Linked DNA regions of Homo sapiens: region 2 is linked to region 1. Evidence: read pairs that join two places in POLR2A ChIA-PET (ENCODE). Cell type or tissue: OCI-LY7. All regions are shown on one strand.

The links. Peaks named below come from ENCODE experiments on the same cell type or tissue, not always from the same donor. Only the 100,000 strongest peaks of a DNase experiment are listed, where the experiment ranks them.
Region 2: POLR2A ChIA-PET joins it to region 1 with 10 read pairs; 7 of 35 experiments call an interaction of 5 or more read pairs at or near these places.

What each region holds. Positions count from the first base shown.
Region 1 is chr15:65,375,832-65,383,831 of GRCh38, forward strand. IGDCC3 (immunoglobulin superfamily DCC subclass member 3) reads right to left here and starts at 2,171. Exons shown (of 14, transcript NM_004884.4): 1 at 1,855-2,171. The coding sequence starts at 1,957. IGDCC4 (immunoglobulin superfamily DCC subclass member 4) reads right to left here. Exons shown (of 20, transcript NM_020962.3): 20 at 5,653-8,000. In OCI-LY7, no CTCF peak of the experiment used is centred here; no DNase peak of the experiment used is centred here.
Region 2 is chr15:65,507,399-65,515,398 of GRCh38, forward strand. DPP8 (dipeptidyl peptidase 8) reads right to left here. Exons shown (of 20, transcript NM_130434.5): 2 at 4,897-5,166. The coding sequence starts at 5,155. Among named protein-coding and RNA genes, the nearest start is that of DPP8, 6.3 kb to the right of the region's middle. In OCI-LY7, no CTCF peak of the experiment used is centred here; no DNase peak of the experiment used is centred here.

The DNA of each region.
Region 1 (8,000 bases):
TATTCAACATGTCCTGGATTCCCATTTCTCATCTGTTTAGATCAAAGAAGAACAATGGAGCTTGGGTCATAGGGTTGTATGACATGATTAACAGACTCAAAGGCACTATGAAAAATTTAAAGTTCTAAAGAAATACAGAGGGAGATAGTAATAAATCATGCTTCTTTTTGCTGGCCAAAACCCATCAGATGCCTGGTCCAATGCCTGGCAGGGAGCAGGGTGTGTGGTCCCAGTACCCGGGGTACAGACTAGGTTGTGGCCCCATTGCCCCTCTCCTCTGGCACTCTGGGTGTTGGTCCTTTTGCCTTTGTCATAGGGAGAGATGAAGAGTAGCAAACACCAACTATGGTTTCCCAAAACCAAGGAAGAGGGTGCTCCTAGAACCTTTACTTCCAGCCAACCTCTCTGCTCCTGCAGAAGAGAAATGAGCAGGAAAAGAAGGAGGCCAAAGAATAGATGGGGTTAAGGCCAATCAGAGAATCAGAAGCCCGGCTGGAGGGACAAGCACTCCAATCCCAGGCATGATGCCAAGTCACCAACTTCTCCAGCAAACAACTTACCAGACCAGTTACAACTCCACTCGAGGAGGAATGAACCCACCTGGTCTGAAATGGCAGTCACAGACCCCTCCTCACATTTCCAGATAACTAGCGATCCTGGAGCTGGCCCCTCCCCAGCAGACTAGGGCCCTCCCTGGCTGAGGGAGATGGGGAAATGGGTGGGGAGAAAGGAGGGGCGTTGGGGTTATAGGCATTCCCCGCCCAGCGCCCCCCGCGCCCCCCTCCCCCCGTCCCCGGCCCAGGAAGATGTAATGTTTTAAGACTTTTTAGGATCGCACTTATTCAAACCCCTGCGCATCCTCCCCATGTCGTGAGTTCACCCGTCTTAGCCCCGAATCCAACCCTGGTATAGCTGTCGGGAATAAAGTTTTTCCTTGATGCGGACGCGAGCTTCTACTTCTTGGGAGAGGAGTGGAGAGAGAATAGCCCAGATGAGTGTCTGTGGGGAACTTGAGGTGGGAGGGTTAAGGGACTAGATTTGCACTCTCCTCCCGGGAGATGGGACCATTGCAGCCACTAAAGGGAACAGAGTGGTGGTGACCGAGCTCCAGGCAGCAGAGCCGAGCTCCAGGCAGCAGAACCGGCGGACCGCGAGAGCCAGGGCAAGGTCTCCGCGTGTGCACACTTCGGGGAAGGGCAGGGGCACGTGAGCATCCCCGCGGCTCGCTCGCTCTCGCTTTCGGTGGCTTCTCCTCTCCTTCTTGGCTCACGGGCTCTGTCCCGGGTCGCTCCCTAGCCACGCGCCGCCCTCCAGGAATCTCCCTCGTCTTCTCCTGTCTCTCCCGCGCACTCCTCAGCCCAGTACCAGCTCCAAATGCAGGTCGTGCCATCTCCGCCCAGTGCAGCCGTCAGAGTCCCGGTCTCCGCTCCCCAGGCTGCTGTCCCCTGTCTTGGCTGCCTCGGGCTATGTCCACGGCCGGGCACCCAGCACCCCAGCTCGTCCGCCTCGGTCAGCGCTTAGCCTTGCGGTCTCCCCTGGCTCGTTTCCCTCGGTCTCCACGCCAGCCCGCCCCGCTTGCTCCCGCTTCGCTGCACTCCTTGCTCCTCAGTCTGGGCTCCGGGTCCTGCCCCAGTCTTCCTCCGGGGGGTTCCGTCCTCAACACGCCCCTAGGGCCCCCAGCAGTCCGGCCTTGGTACCCTCTCCCCGTCCGGATCCGCAGGGTCCCCCCCGCGCGGGGTCCGCCCTCAGGTCCGCGCCGCTCTCCCCGGGTCCGCCCCTCGCGCCCGCTCCCTCCCTGCTCGCCCTTCCCCTGGCTCCGTCCGCAACCGCCCGGTCCGGGGCGCTTTCACTCACCCTCGCTCGGCGCGGGCAGCAGCAGCAACAGCAGCGGCAGCAGGAGCCGGGGCCAGAGCGGGGCGGGCGGGCGGCGCGGAGACGCGGCGCGCTGCACAGCCATGGGGCTCTCGGTCAGCTCGGCTCGGCGACGCGCGGCTCCCGGGCCTCTCGCGGCTCACAGCGTCCCGCGGGGCCGGCGCCGGGGCCGGGGCTGGGGCTCCGGCCGGGGCCGAGCCCAGGCGGTGGGGGACTGGGGCCGCATGCCTGCTCAGCAGCGCGGGGGGCGCAGGGGGAGCGCCGCTTGCGCCATCTTGCACCCACCCGGGCGATCTGTCAGCCTCGCCCGGGGTGCGCGCTCCACACTCGCACCGCTCGCGGCCGCCCCGCCCTCCTCCCCAGCCCGCCGCCCCCCTCCTCTCTGCTCCCGGTCCCCTCCCCCAGCCCCCTCTCCCCGGAGGCCCGGTCTGGGGAACAAAAGAGCCGGCGAGCGCTTTAAGCGGCCGGACATTCCCGGCTGCGCGGCGGACGCGCCCCCTGCGCTTTGAACTGTGGCTGGAGCGGCCGGCGCCGTCCCGGGCTGCAGCCGGGTATCCCCTCCCCGCGGGCCAGCCGGGGACCTGGGGGGCTGAGGAAGTGGACACCAGCGGACTGGGGAGTGGGTCCGGGCTGCGGAAAGACACACAGCTGCGGGATTTGCTCTGACCCACTCTTTCTGCTGCGCCCTCCTCCAAGTCCATATTTTAGAGATAATTCTCTAAAAAGCTGCGTAAAGTTGTCAAAGATTCAGTTTTCCATGGATTTCTGGTCCTTCCACTCAAAGGATAGATCCTGTAGCTGCAAGCTTGGCTTCTCTGGACCGAGGAGTCCTGGCGCTCCGCTGGGGAGGATTGCCTGGAGAGAGCAGACCCAGCAGCAGGACAATGAGAGCTCTAAAGGGGCCTGGCTTCCGACCTGGGTTCTGCCTGCTGCCTAGCCCAGTCACTCTCACTGAGCTCATCTGAAAGATGAAAATAATCTTATCTCTCCTGTTCATCCCTAGAGACCTTTAAACCGCAGAGGTCCTGACAAATGACCTGGTAACTGGAAAAGCACATAGAAAGTTAAAATTCCCAGTAACGTTTCTGTGCCACAAAGAAGGCCCTCAATCGTTCATGTCAGAGAACATATAAGGAGACAACAGAGGTCCCACGTGAGAATGTTACAGAAGATAAGCATGTCTTTTAGCAGAGACATACCCATACTAGCCCTCAGAGATCTTGAATCTCAGCCACTCTCTATTAAATGGTCTTCTGTTGAGTCCAGCATGATGGACTAGTCCATCAAAATTATTGAGCAGCTACTAAGTTCTAGGAGCTAGAGAATTAAAGCTGGCAGGCTAGGCTTAGTGGCTCACACCTGTAATCCCAGCACTTTGGGAGGCCGAGGTGGGCAGATCACTTGAACCCAGGAGTTCAAAACCAGCCTGGGCAACATGGTGAAAACCTGTCTCTACAAAAAATACAAACATTAGCCAAGCATGGCGGTGCATGCCTGGAGTCCCACTGTATTCCAGCCTGGGCAACACAGACCCTGTCTCAATAAATAAATAAATAATAAAAGTTGGCCTAATGTAGCTATTTGCTCCTTTGGCACTGGACTGGGATGGCAGAGGAAAAACTAAGTCTTTCTTTTGATACCAACTCTGGAACTTTGGGACCATGTACGAAACTAACGGTGGCTCACGCCTGTAATCCCAGCACTTTGGGAAGCTGAGGCGGGTGGATTACCTGATGTCAGGAGTTCGAGACCAGCCTGACCAATGTGATGAAACACCATCTCTACTAAAAATACAAAAAAATTAGCCGGGCGTGGTGGCAGGCGCCTGTAATCCCAGCTACTCGGGAGGCTGAGGCAGGAAAATAGCTTGAACCCGGGAGGCAAACGTTGCAGTGAGCTGAGATTGCACCATTGCACTCCAGCCTGGGCGACAGAGCAAGACTCCGTCTCGAAACAAACAAACAAACAAAAAACTAACTTTGATACGGATAAGTAAGGAAGTACAGGCCTCCAGAAATCAGAGTGCCTGTAGATGGACAGGTTTACTAATGATGAGGTTGGCATAGCTCAGGACTGTTCACTCTAGGGCAGCTACTGGAAGATGAGCCTGAGAAGCAGGACATGAGGCATGTGAACAGCGGGAAGCAATGGAAAAATTCTAGGTGGAGGACTCCAATGTGCCAAAGCCCTATTGGATTTCATTGTGAGAAAGGGTGGGAGTGGTGGTCTACTGGCCTTAGGAAAGGGAGGGGAAGGGCCCTCCCTGGGCCTAAAATCCTGGAACTCCCTCCTGCAGGGCTTGAATTCTCAACAACCCCTTCTTGGCTTGTCCTGGACTCTGAAGAGGTCAAATTGGTCTCTTGAATTGCTGTCATTTTAAATTCATTTTGACAAGTGTTTAATTCTTCTTTATCACAACCCTTGGTCTGAGAGTGATATGCAAATAATGGCTATTCTGCCGAGTGCAAAATGTGCAGTATCTCTCTGTCTGATCTGTCAATTAACTCTGGGTCTGGCCCACCACTTTGGGGGTGGTCCTGAGCAAAGCAGCCTCTAGCTCTTGATTCCCTCCAATAGAAAGCATGTTCCGGGCTCTGTAAAGATCTTAGCAGACAGCAGCTGCCAACTGTGATGCCAAGATGTGTGTGGGGTGTGAGTGTGGAGTTTTGTGTGTGAGACTGTGTGCACATTTGCATTAACGGACAGACACAAGGGTGTTTGTGAAGGCAAAGTATGCATGTGCGGGTCTCTGAGCTTGTACACACAGTGCACGTGTGTGTGATTGTGTGGCCATGAGTAATTTTGGTGACCAGAGTTATACAGGAGAATAGTTGTGGAGCCCAAATCTCTGGAGTTGTTCCCTCTTTCCTGCACCCAAAAAAGTTCAGAGAAATGTGTGCCCAGATGGAAAGAGATCCCCAGAGAGTCTAAGGAAGTGCCATCAAAGGACACATCTTTCCTAAGTTTACGTCTTTTTCCTAAGTGCCTGTTGAGGGAGGAAGATGGTTTAGTTCTTTCCCATGACCACCTGCTTTTTACCCTCAAAAACCACCATTTTGAGCCGGGCGCAGGGGCTTATGCCTGTAATTCCAGCACTTTGGGAGGCCAAGGCGGGCAGATTACCTGAGGTCAGGAGTTTGAGACCAGCCTGGCTAACATGGTGAAACCCCGTCTCTACTAAAAATACAAAAATTAGCCGGGTGTGGTGGTGCATGCCTGTAATCCCAGCTATTCGGGGGGCTGAGGCAGGAGAATCACTTGAACCCGGGAGGCAGAGGTTGCAGTGAGCCGAGATCATGCCACTGCACTCCAGCCTAGGCGACAAAGTGAGATTAGTCTGAAAAAACAAACAAACAAACAAACAAACAAACAAAACACTATTTTGGGCCAAGAGGCAGTGGCTCATGCTTGTAATCGAGCACTTTTCGAAGCTGGGGCAGGAGGATGGTTTTAGCCCAGGAGTTCGAGACCAGTCTGGGTAAGATAACGAGACCACATCTCTATAACAAAAATTTTTTTTAATATTAGCCAGGCATGGTGGCATGTGCCTGTAGTCCCAGCTACTAGGGAGGCTACAGTGACAAGACTGCTTGAACCCAGGAAGTTGAGTCTGCAGTGAGCTGTGATTGTGCCACTGCACTCCAGCCTGGGCGACAGAGAGATCCCATCTCAAAAACAACAACAACATCATTTCCCATCACAGTAAGAAATAAAATCCCTAGGGCACAAAGGCTGAGGAAATTCTAGTCATGGTCAATGGTTCCAAAAGAGAATTCCACATTTCTGGAAAATAGTTTATTAATTCATTATAAGGACAGATACATGAATCAATGCCTTAGCTTAACACTAAAGAGTATCATATTTGTAAGGAGAAAAAAAAAACGCTGGAAGGATAATTAAATAGTACAGCATAAACTAAATACAGACAAATAAATGAGCAAGTACTGATTACACTTGTCATGCATCAAGAAAAGGAAGATTTTTAATTGAGACTCAGAAAACTTAAGGCATCAATGGTAGGTGACAAAGGGATTAATACCCTGTAAAAGGCCAATAGATTCTTTTCTAATAAAAATACTGCTACAAAGACACAAACCTAACACTTCCAAATTACCCAGAGCCCAAATCATATATAGTGCTAGTGAGAAATGGCCACTTTCTTATCAACTGTGAGTTATAGGCAGATACCAGATTTATTACTTATTTGCTTTTGAGAAACAATTTTCCACCCAACCTAATGGGTTATAAATTGTCTCATTTGCAGCTATTTAATTTAAACCAGAACCTCAGTGCCTGTTAAACAAGAACATGAAAAATGACTATGTGGTATAATGCTAAGAGCCTACTGTTAAAACAGCCATTTAATTCAGGGCAGTTTTTTTTTCTTCTTTAAAAAAAAAAAATCAAACCAGCAAAATAAAATGAGGCTTTTGACCTTCAGAGCAATGATGAAACATACACAGTGGTGTTAGCCACAGCAGCGCTGAATGCTACAGAAATACTACAAGTGACAATTCTGTCTTTAACGAGATACAAAACCAACATTAATAATCTTTAGTGTTATCATAGGCTGGCTGAAGGAGGGGGAGGAGGTGGAAACGTAGGTGCAGACATCAACAGTGAGTGACACCCGAGTATAATAAACACAGATGCTTTCAGGGTTTGAGGAAGCCGCAACTGTGCTGAGAGACATTCCACCATTTAAAAAAAAAAAAAAAAAAAAGGAAAAATGGACTGGTTATTTCGAATTTGGCCCAGAAGGCAGAGTTAACTCTTGATGTGCCAATCAGACATCATTAGGGAGTAAAGACCCTAACATTCTATGCTCCTATGAGAGGGCTGAGGTGAAAAACCAAATAAATGACATTGTTTTCACTACACAGAAAATAGAAGTCAAGCTTGTCCCTGTGCGGCAGGTGAACAGAAAATGACTTGAGGATTCAATTTAAAGAAAAAACAAACTGAAATGAGCTACCCCTTTTCCTGTGCAAAGACCTCCTTGCCAGCACCCCAGAGGGTGAGATTCCTGTCATCCCCAATCCAGATCAAGTCAAGCCTCACAGGGTGGGAAGGGCCTCCCTGAACTCTCACTCCCCTTCTCTTCCTTTAGCTTCTTCTGGAAGAGAGGCCCAAATCATCTCCATCCAGTAAACTTGCCCCCCTGCATAGAAGGGAGGGCATCTTTTTATTCTGAGCCTCTGGATCACAGCCCCCTTCCCTGTCTCAAACATTCCCCTCTATGACTTGGATCCATCCATGGAGAACCCTTGGATCCCAATCCCAAAGGCAAGATGCAGGGAAGCCAGAAGATCTTCTCCACACCCGCACTGGGCGTGGGTGGGCTGCCTGGGGCAGGGCAAGCAGAAGCACTGAGTGAAGAGGAGGCAGGAGGATGGCAGGCGAGTGCGCGGCAGCCGCGGATACAGGAAGGGCACGGGGGCCTTGAAGCAGACATGAGGTAGTCACGTTGTTAGAGAAGGATGCAGAGTTTGAACCCAGGCAGGAGAACAAGATGACATAGTCTGGGAGAGGTGTGAGAGATAGCAGAGGAAGGAAAACAGGAGAGAGGAAAGGAAAGAGTATCTGGGAGCAGGAGAAGGGCACTGGTGCTGGGAGAGCGAGGTGACTGGGAGACAGAACACTAGAGCAGCCAGGGGCAAGGAAGGAGGGGAAGAGTGAGAGAAAGCGGATTTTCAAAACCAGGCACTTCCCAGATTACAAAATTAAATGCAGAGTTGCTCGGAGGGGAGCCAGGGCCACCCTCTCTATTTGGGCAATAAGGAGCTGGGAGGTGATGCAGCTGAAATGCCAGGCATTCAGAGCCTGCTTGCACCCAACCCAGCCAGACAGGAGAATGGGCTGGGACTGTCTTTGTCAGACAGGCATTGGAGACACTCTCAGAGTGTGTAATAAAAGGCTGGGCGATGGAGGTGGGGGCCCACAGGGCTGGGGACTGACCACTGTGGGGCACCGTTCTGACCTGGAGGACCAATCAGGCTGTAGTGACCACTGCCTGGGCCACGGTTTCCCAGCTCAACAACCAGTACGCATACATGCACTTCACACATGTGCACATCACATGTAGCTATGTCTCGTATGTCTTTCACATGTCACATGTGTATCACAAA
Region 2 (8,000 bases), 130 kb after region 1:
ATTCTTACTACAGTCACAGTTGCAAGTACATAATGCCTTCTATACACTGCAATATTTTGCACTCTATGGGATATATAATGAATGTTAACAAGTAGAATGTGCTTATGCCATATGCCATAAAAATTTTCAATAAAACCAAGGCTAGCCTGGCACAGTACACATGCCTATAATCCCAGCTACTTGGGAGGCTACAGTGGGAGGATCACTTGAACCTAGGAATTCAAGACCAGCCTGGGTAACATAGCAAGATCCCAACTTAAAAAAAAAAAAAAAAAAAAGAAATCTGAGGCTTTAAAGAAAAATGCTCAGGTTTCATTTTGGTATTCAGATCTTAGTCCCTCTCAAAATAAATATAAAAGTATGTAAGTTGCTGTGTAGAGAAAAGTACCATTTTCAGAATTTTTTGAAAATTGTGAGTCCTTTACAAGTTGGCAACAGGCTCATGAGATTCCAATATAACAACTTCAGATTACTGTTTCTGAAACATTTAAAGTGCTTAATTGGAAACACATAGATCTAACTGAATTCTAGTTTTTATTCATTATAAAAGTTCTGTAGGCTGGGCGTGGTGGCTCATGCTTGTAGTCCCAGCACTTTGGGAGCCCGAGGCAGGCAGATCATTTGAGATCAGGAGTTTGATACCAGCCTGGCCAACATGATGAAACCTTGTCTGTACTAAAAATACAAAAAAATTAGCTGGGCGTGGTGGCACGTGCCTGTAATCCCAGCTATTTGGGTGGCTGAGGCAGGAGAATTGCTTGAACCCAGGAGACGGAGATTGCAGTGAGCCGAGATCACACCACTGCACTCTGGCCTGGGCAACAGAGCAAGACTCCGTCTCAAAAAAAAAAAAGTTCTGTAACTATAATCATTAATAAGACCTTTAGGGTTTCCAATAAAACTATACTAATATTAAAACAATACAGAATCTGGCAACTGATCTGCTGAAAATCTCTTTGTCCTTTATTGGGGAAGGGCAAAGGAAAAAGGTCTAAATTAAGTAGAAGCCAAATCTCTTCTGCAAAATCATGTGATAACTGGATGGGAAGGTCACAGCAGTGTAGAGTGAGTTACATATAAAAGATTGACAGAAACACACTATGGTTATGAAGATATGAACCAAAGAAAACATAAGGTAAAACAAAGCCTTTCTATTCTAAAAAGGTATTACTGGCCGGCCGAGGTGGCTCACACCTGTAATCCCAGCACTTTGGGAGGCTGAGGTGGGCGGATTACCTGAGGTCAGGAGCTCGAGACCAGCCTGACCAACATGGAGAAACCCTGCCTCTACTAAAAATACAAAATTAGCCAGGCGTGGTGGCACATGCCTGTAATCCCAGCTACTCGGGAGGCTGAGGCAGGAGAATCACTTGAACCCGGGAGGCAGAGGTTGCAATAAACCGAGATCACGCCACTGCACTCCAGCCTGGGCAACAGGGGCAAAACTCCATCTCAAAAAAAAAAAGGGGTATTGCTTCCAAAAAGCTGGAGGAGTGAAGGAAGGAAAACATAAATCACACAAAAATAACAAGAAATCTCCTGGGTGAAAGAGATCCTCAACCTATGTTTCTGAATTATTAATGCCAGCAGAAGGTAGCCTCGGGAAAGGTATTTATGATAACTCCCATGCTAACCCTTGCAAATGTTGAGGATAAGCCCCCAAATAACCATATCTTTTTTTATCCTCTTATTTTTCTAATTAGTTTATGTTGCCTTTGGAGTAAAAAGTTATATATCAGCTGACATTTACTTCAGCACTCAATTTTGTGTAAAATCTACTTTGTAGATTCCCAAGTTGCTTTGCTATAGAATTCTTAAGACTGTGGTCACCTATCAATACCATTCACAATTTTACAAAATGTGATCCTTCTAAGAGCCTTCAGTCTTCAAATATTAAAACAAAAAGACAAAACTGGTTTTCTTCTCTCCTCAGTAACAGCCATTCCCCCACAATCATTTCAGTTGCCCCTCCCTATATGCTCCTAGTTCCATAATGTCTGCCTTGGCTTTATCCATGACCAGTAAAAATTTCCCCAGCACATTCTATGTTCTGACATAAGCACAAATGGGCTTTTCTCATTCTTTCCTAATGGTATTTATTGGTCTTTAGAGCTACAGCAGTCATTTTGGGCCCATGTCTTCAGGCAACAGTATCAATGAGTCTTGTTTCTCTTTAGGATAGCATGACAAAGAACAAGAGGCAAAATTAAGCATGTGATGAAGTAAAATGCTAATGTAACGAAATGCTTGTTACTAAATAATAGAGCTTCTTCTAAGCATACCACGTTTGGAATAAGGGCTCTCAAAAATGTATGATTTCTTATAAAAGAAAAGATTTCTGGCCAGGTGTAGTGGCTCACATCTGCAATTCCAGCACTCTGGGAGGCTGAGGTGGGTAGACAGCTTGAGCTCAGGAGTTTGAGATGAGCCTGAGCAACATGGTGAAACCCAATCTCTACCAAAAATACAAAAATTAGCTGGGCATAGTGGTATGTGCCTATAGTCCCAGCTACTTGGGAGGCTGAGATGGGAGGATGGCTTAAGCCTGGGAGGTGGAGGTTGCAGTTAGCCAGGATCACACCACTGCACTCCAGCCTGGGCAACAGAGTGAGACCGCCATCTCAAAAAAAACAAAAAACAAAAAAGGCCAGGTGCAGTGGCTCACGCCTGTAATCCTAGCTGAGGCAGGCAGATTGCTGGAGCTCAGGAGTTCCAGATCAGCCTGGACAACATGGCGAAACCCGTCTCTACAAAAAAAAATACACAAATTAGCTGGGCATGGTGGCACACGCCTGTAGGCCCAGCCACTTGGGGGATTGAGGCGGGAGGATCACTTCAGCCTGGGAGGTCAAGGATGCAGTGAACCAAGATCATGCCACTGTACTCCAGCCTAGAAGACTGAGACCCCGTCTCAAAAAATAATAATAATTAATAATTAATTTAAAAAATAAGCAAACTTGGGACAATCCCACAAAGGATTAATTCACTTACTATATAAAAGGCTTCAAATCATTAAGAAAAAGAAACCCTCTTCAGGGGTTGGGTGGAAAAAGAACTTTAAAAAATAAAAAAGAAACCCAAACCAATTAAAAAACCAAAGATTATAGACTGTGAATGTACAGAAGAGAAATACAAATGGCTTTTTTTTTTCTTTACTTGAGACGAAGTCTCGCTCTGTCATCCAGGCTGGAGTGCAGTGGCACCATCTCAGCTCACTGCAACCTCCACCTCCCAGGATCAAGCAATTCTCCTGCCTCAGCCTCCCAAGTAGCTGGGATTACAAGTGTGTACTACCACGCCTGACTAATTTTTGCATTTTTAGTAGAGACGCGGTTTCACCATGTTGGTGAGGCTGGTCTCAAACTCCTGACCTCAAGTGATCCGCCAGCCATAGCCTCCCAAAGTGCTGGGAATACAGGTGTGTGCCACTGCGCCCAGCCACAAACGGCTTTTTAAGCATGTGAAATGATGCTCAACCTCACTCATAAGAGAAATAAAATAAAAACAATGAGAAACTGCTGTTCGCTAATCTGACTGGGAAAGATCAAAAAGTTTAATTACTCACTACTGGTGTATGCATGGAGAAATAGATAATCGGAGATAATGTCATGGTAGTATACACTCTATAACCTCTTTGAAAGGGGAGTTCAGTAATATCAATCAAAATTCAAAATATATATACCCTTTTTCCCAGTACTTCCACTCTTAGGAATTAGTTCTACAGATATATTCATACATGTGCAAAATGATCTAATACAGTGATATTCACTTCCTCATCTTTTGTAACAACAGATTAGAAAAACCTAAATGCCATTACTGGAGGTCTGGTTAAGTAAAATATGGCACAATTATATAATGGAATATTCTGAGTTGTTAAAAAAGAAAGAATCCTAGCCTGAGCAACATGGCAAAACTCCATCTCTACAAAAAAATTCAAAACATTAGCTGGTTGTGGCAGCGTGTGACCATTATTAGAGGTCTGGTTAAGTAAAATATGGCACAATTATATAATGGAATGTTACGAAGTTTTTAAAAAAAAAATGAATCGCAGCTTGAGCAACATGGCAAAACTCCATCTCTATTAAAAAAAAAACAAAACAACAAAACATTAGCTGGCTGTGGTGGCGTGCACCTGTAGTCCCAGCTTGGGAGGACTGTTTGAGCCTGGGAGGTCAAGGCTGCAGTGAGCCATTAGTGTGCCACTGCACTCCAACCTGGGTGACAGAGTGAGACCCTGTCTCAAAAAAAAAAAAAAAAAAACTATAATTATGACATGAACTCATGCAGACATCTTTAATATCTCCATACACACATACATACACACACCACACACACACACAAATAAATAAACACATATACACACACATTCACATAAACGAATAAAATTTATATTGGAAATATTTTGGAGGAGGGGAAGGAACCTACCTTTAAAAATTTAACAAACAAGAAAGTAAATCAGTAGATTAACATATTTAACATAGGCAGACATTAAATCTGGAGTGAATGGATTCAGGAAGAAGAGACCAAAAACAGCCTTGGATTAAAAAAACAAAAGCAGCAGCTGTTGAGTGGGAACAAACTAATGGTTTTATTGTTTGTTTTCCTAATCAGACCATCTAAAGAAAGGCATTTCAAGCTAGCTTTAGGAAGAAGCAATTTCTGGCATCTTCGATTTTGAAAAACGATCATGATCAATTAATGACTTGTTACCTACAAGTAAAAATAAAGTTAATGCGATACAACAAAATCGAATTCTTCAAATTATAGGCTTTTCTTTAATGAAACCAAAAGTCACTGATTAATTTATTCATCAAACTTTTGAGTGTCAATTATACCTAGACTTTAAGTTTGACTTAAGAGATCATTTTCTCTCAGAAACTACAACTTCGTACTCACCAAGGTAATAGATTCTGTCTGAATGAGGTCCATCTGGATCATTCCTCTTCACAAACATGAAATCATGTGGTGCCTTAGCCATCATGTAGCCATGATATTTTCTGGTATCGGCAAGCAGCTTTTTAAGCTGACTCCAGGAATACCGCTCAACATAAAAAGGCTCCAATTTAGGCCGATCCTGTGATTCAATATTCTCCTCACAGTCCGCAGTTTCAAATATCTCAACACCCAGCTGTTCTGTTTCCATTGCTGCTGCCATGTTGCATTTTCCTAGAAAAACAAGGCACATGAAGCTGTTCACGGGTCTATCTTCTATTATCAGAATGATTCTCTGAGAGGGTCAAAAAAAAAGCGGGGGAGTGGGGAGGGCAAGAAAAAAATGCTTTTTAGCACAGCTGCAATGAAACTTAGTAAGAAAAGCAACAGCTCTCCCTTCTCTGTGTTCAGTTTAAAAATGAAATTAAAAAAAAATTGAGGTCAGGTCTACTTCACAGTGCCTATAAATCCCTTTGGTAGCTTTTATAAAAGGCTCTCCTTAGGTATTTCTTGCCAAAACTCCCTTTTCTTTCCCACACTGGAAGGAAACAGGCCATTTGCCAGTTGGCTGCTATGCTCCACCCAAGAGCACGTCAATAGTGAAGCTAACTCTGCCAAGGAAGCTAAGTGTTTTGCATTTTAAAAAGTAACACATTTGGTAAGTGTGGATTTTTTTCAGCTAACAGAAATAACCACAACAAATGAGAACGGTAATAAAATTGTCAAAAATAACGTGCATGTAATAACCTTCCTAGGGTACTTACCCAAGATAATATATTGTTTCCTTTTAAATGGAAAGCCAAACAAAACACTTAACTGGCTGATGCATTTCTGAGTCTTCTGCTCTTGCTAGACATCACTATCATGATCATTTGTGGTGACTCTACATTTTTTTTTTTTTGAGACGGAGTCTCGCTCTGTTACCCAGACTGGAGTGCGGTGGCAAAATCTTGGCTCTTTGCAAGCTCCGCCTCCCAGGTTCACGCCATTCTCTGCCTTAGCCTCCCCAGTAGCTGGGATTACAGGCATGCACCACAACGCCCGGCTAATTTTTTGTATTTTTAGTAGAGATGGGGTTTCACTGTGTTAGCCAGGATGGTCTTGATCTCCTGACCTTGTGATCCACCCGCCTCGGCCTCCCAAAGTGCTGGGATTACAGGCATGAGCCACCGCGCCCAGCGTGGTGACTCTGTATTTTAAGGAAATTTACATGACTATTCTTACCAATCATACAACATATACTGATTAAATGGCAGGAAAAAAAGATACTATCTTAAAGTGGCTTTAATTAGCTGAAGTAGTTGATACAGAAAGCATTTAATATTTGTACCAACAGTATTTAGATAAAAAGTATAAACTGGGGTTTACCGGTTCAACCCCTAAATAGTGTTTGTTAATATCTCATCTGCTAATGTTTATTCTCATTTCACAAATCCAGAAGTTGCATTTCTCCTTTATCTTTTCCAACATTTAACATGAGCGAAGTACCAAATAACAAAAAGTGTTATCACAAACCAGTGTGTATTCCAACATATATTATTCATGACACTGCCAAAAAGAAGGAACATAAAAATTCTGGGCAATCTACTCTTTTTGAACTAATAAATGTCAAAGACATGTGGACTTGGGAGATAAACTAAATTGCATTTAATTATTAACTACTTCTATAATAATAAATACAAGGCTGTACATTTAATATATCTTTTTTAAAGCCCAAATTTGAAGGCTAACATAAATTCATAGTAACTATCACAGACTAAAAGTTATTAGCAGGTATGGATTGTGAATTAGTCCATTAAGCACACGTTACTGGCATGCCAAAGAACTGAATGAAGTGTGTGTGCAGCTTATTTTGTCTTTTTTCATGCTACAGTTACCTATGTTACCATTTTCAATATAACAGTAACAAAGTGGCCAGAAAACCTATTAGACAGTTACCAGGTATGCTTGTATCATTGTAACAAATGAGCATTCACTTTCAATGACTAAAATCCAAAACAGCTTGGCAGGGAATTAAGTCATTTAGTTCAAGGAGTATCCAGCACACTGATATTTACTGACAGTATAAGACTGTGGTGGTTATATACTATCATATGTTGTTTACTTGCCCTAATAAAAGCTAGCTAGTGGAGGCCTACTTTCTACCAAATGTCAACGGAACCAGTTTTGTTGTTGTTGCTGTTTTTGTTTTGTTTTGAGGCAGAGTCTTGCTCTGTCACCCAGGGTAGAGTGCAGTGGCGCGAGATCTCGGCTCACTGCAAACTCTGCCTCCCAGGTTCAAGCAATTCTCCTGCCTCAGCTTCCCGAGTAGTTGGGATTACAGGCACCCGCCATCGTGCCCAGTTAATTTTTGTATTTTTTAGTAGAGACGGGGTTTCACCATCTTGGCCAGGCTGGTCTTGAACTCCTGACCTCATGATCCACCCGCCTTGGCCTCCCAAAGTGCTGGGATTACAGGTGGGAGCCACCGTGCCCGGCCAACGGACCCAGTTTTATATCTAACAGACTGAGGGACAAATGAGAAAAGAACCTATACAAACTGGGCTCATTTTTCTCAACTTCTCTTGTGTTACGTTTGGAAGTTCACCTGCAAACCAGTGCTTGCAAGAATAGGGCTGGGGAACAGAATAGGGAAGCTCAACAGAAAGACCTCCTCCCAAGCCTTACTGTCCAGTTTATTTTTTTTAGACAAGTCTCACTGTTGCCCAAGCTGCAGTGCAGTGGTACAGCCTTGAACTCCTGGAATCAGAGGATCCTTATGCCTCAGCCTCCTGAGCAGCTAAGACCACAGGAATGCATCACCATGCCTGGCTAATTTTTTAAAACTTTTTTGTAGAGATGGGGGTCTCACTATGTTGTACAGGCTGGGATTATAGGTGTGAGTCACCGCGCCTGGCCATGCCCAGCTTCTTATTATTCACGTCACATCTTTCTTATGCAAAATGTACATTAGCTTACATTTAAATTATCTGGTATTCCTGAATCGTACTAAGCCCTGGACACTCTATGCATACACATGCATACTTGCGTGTACATGTACAAACATTGTACAGTCCAAATGATGGTCT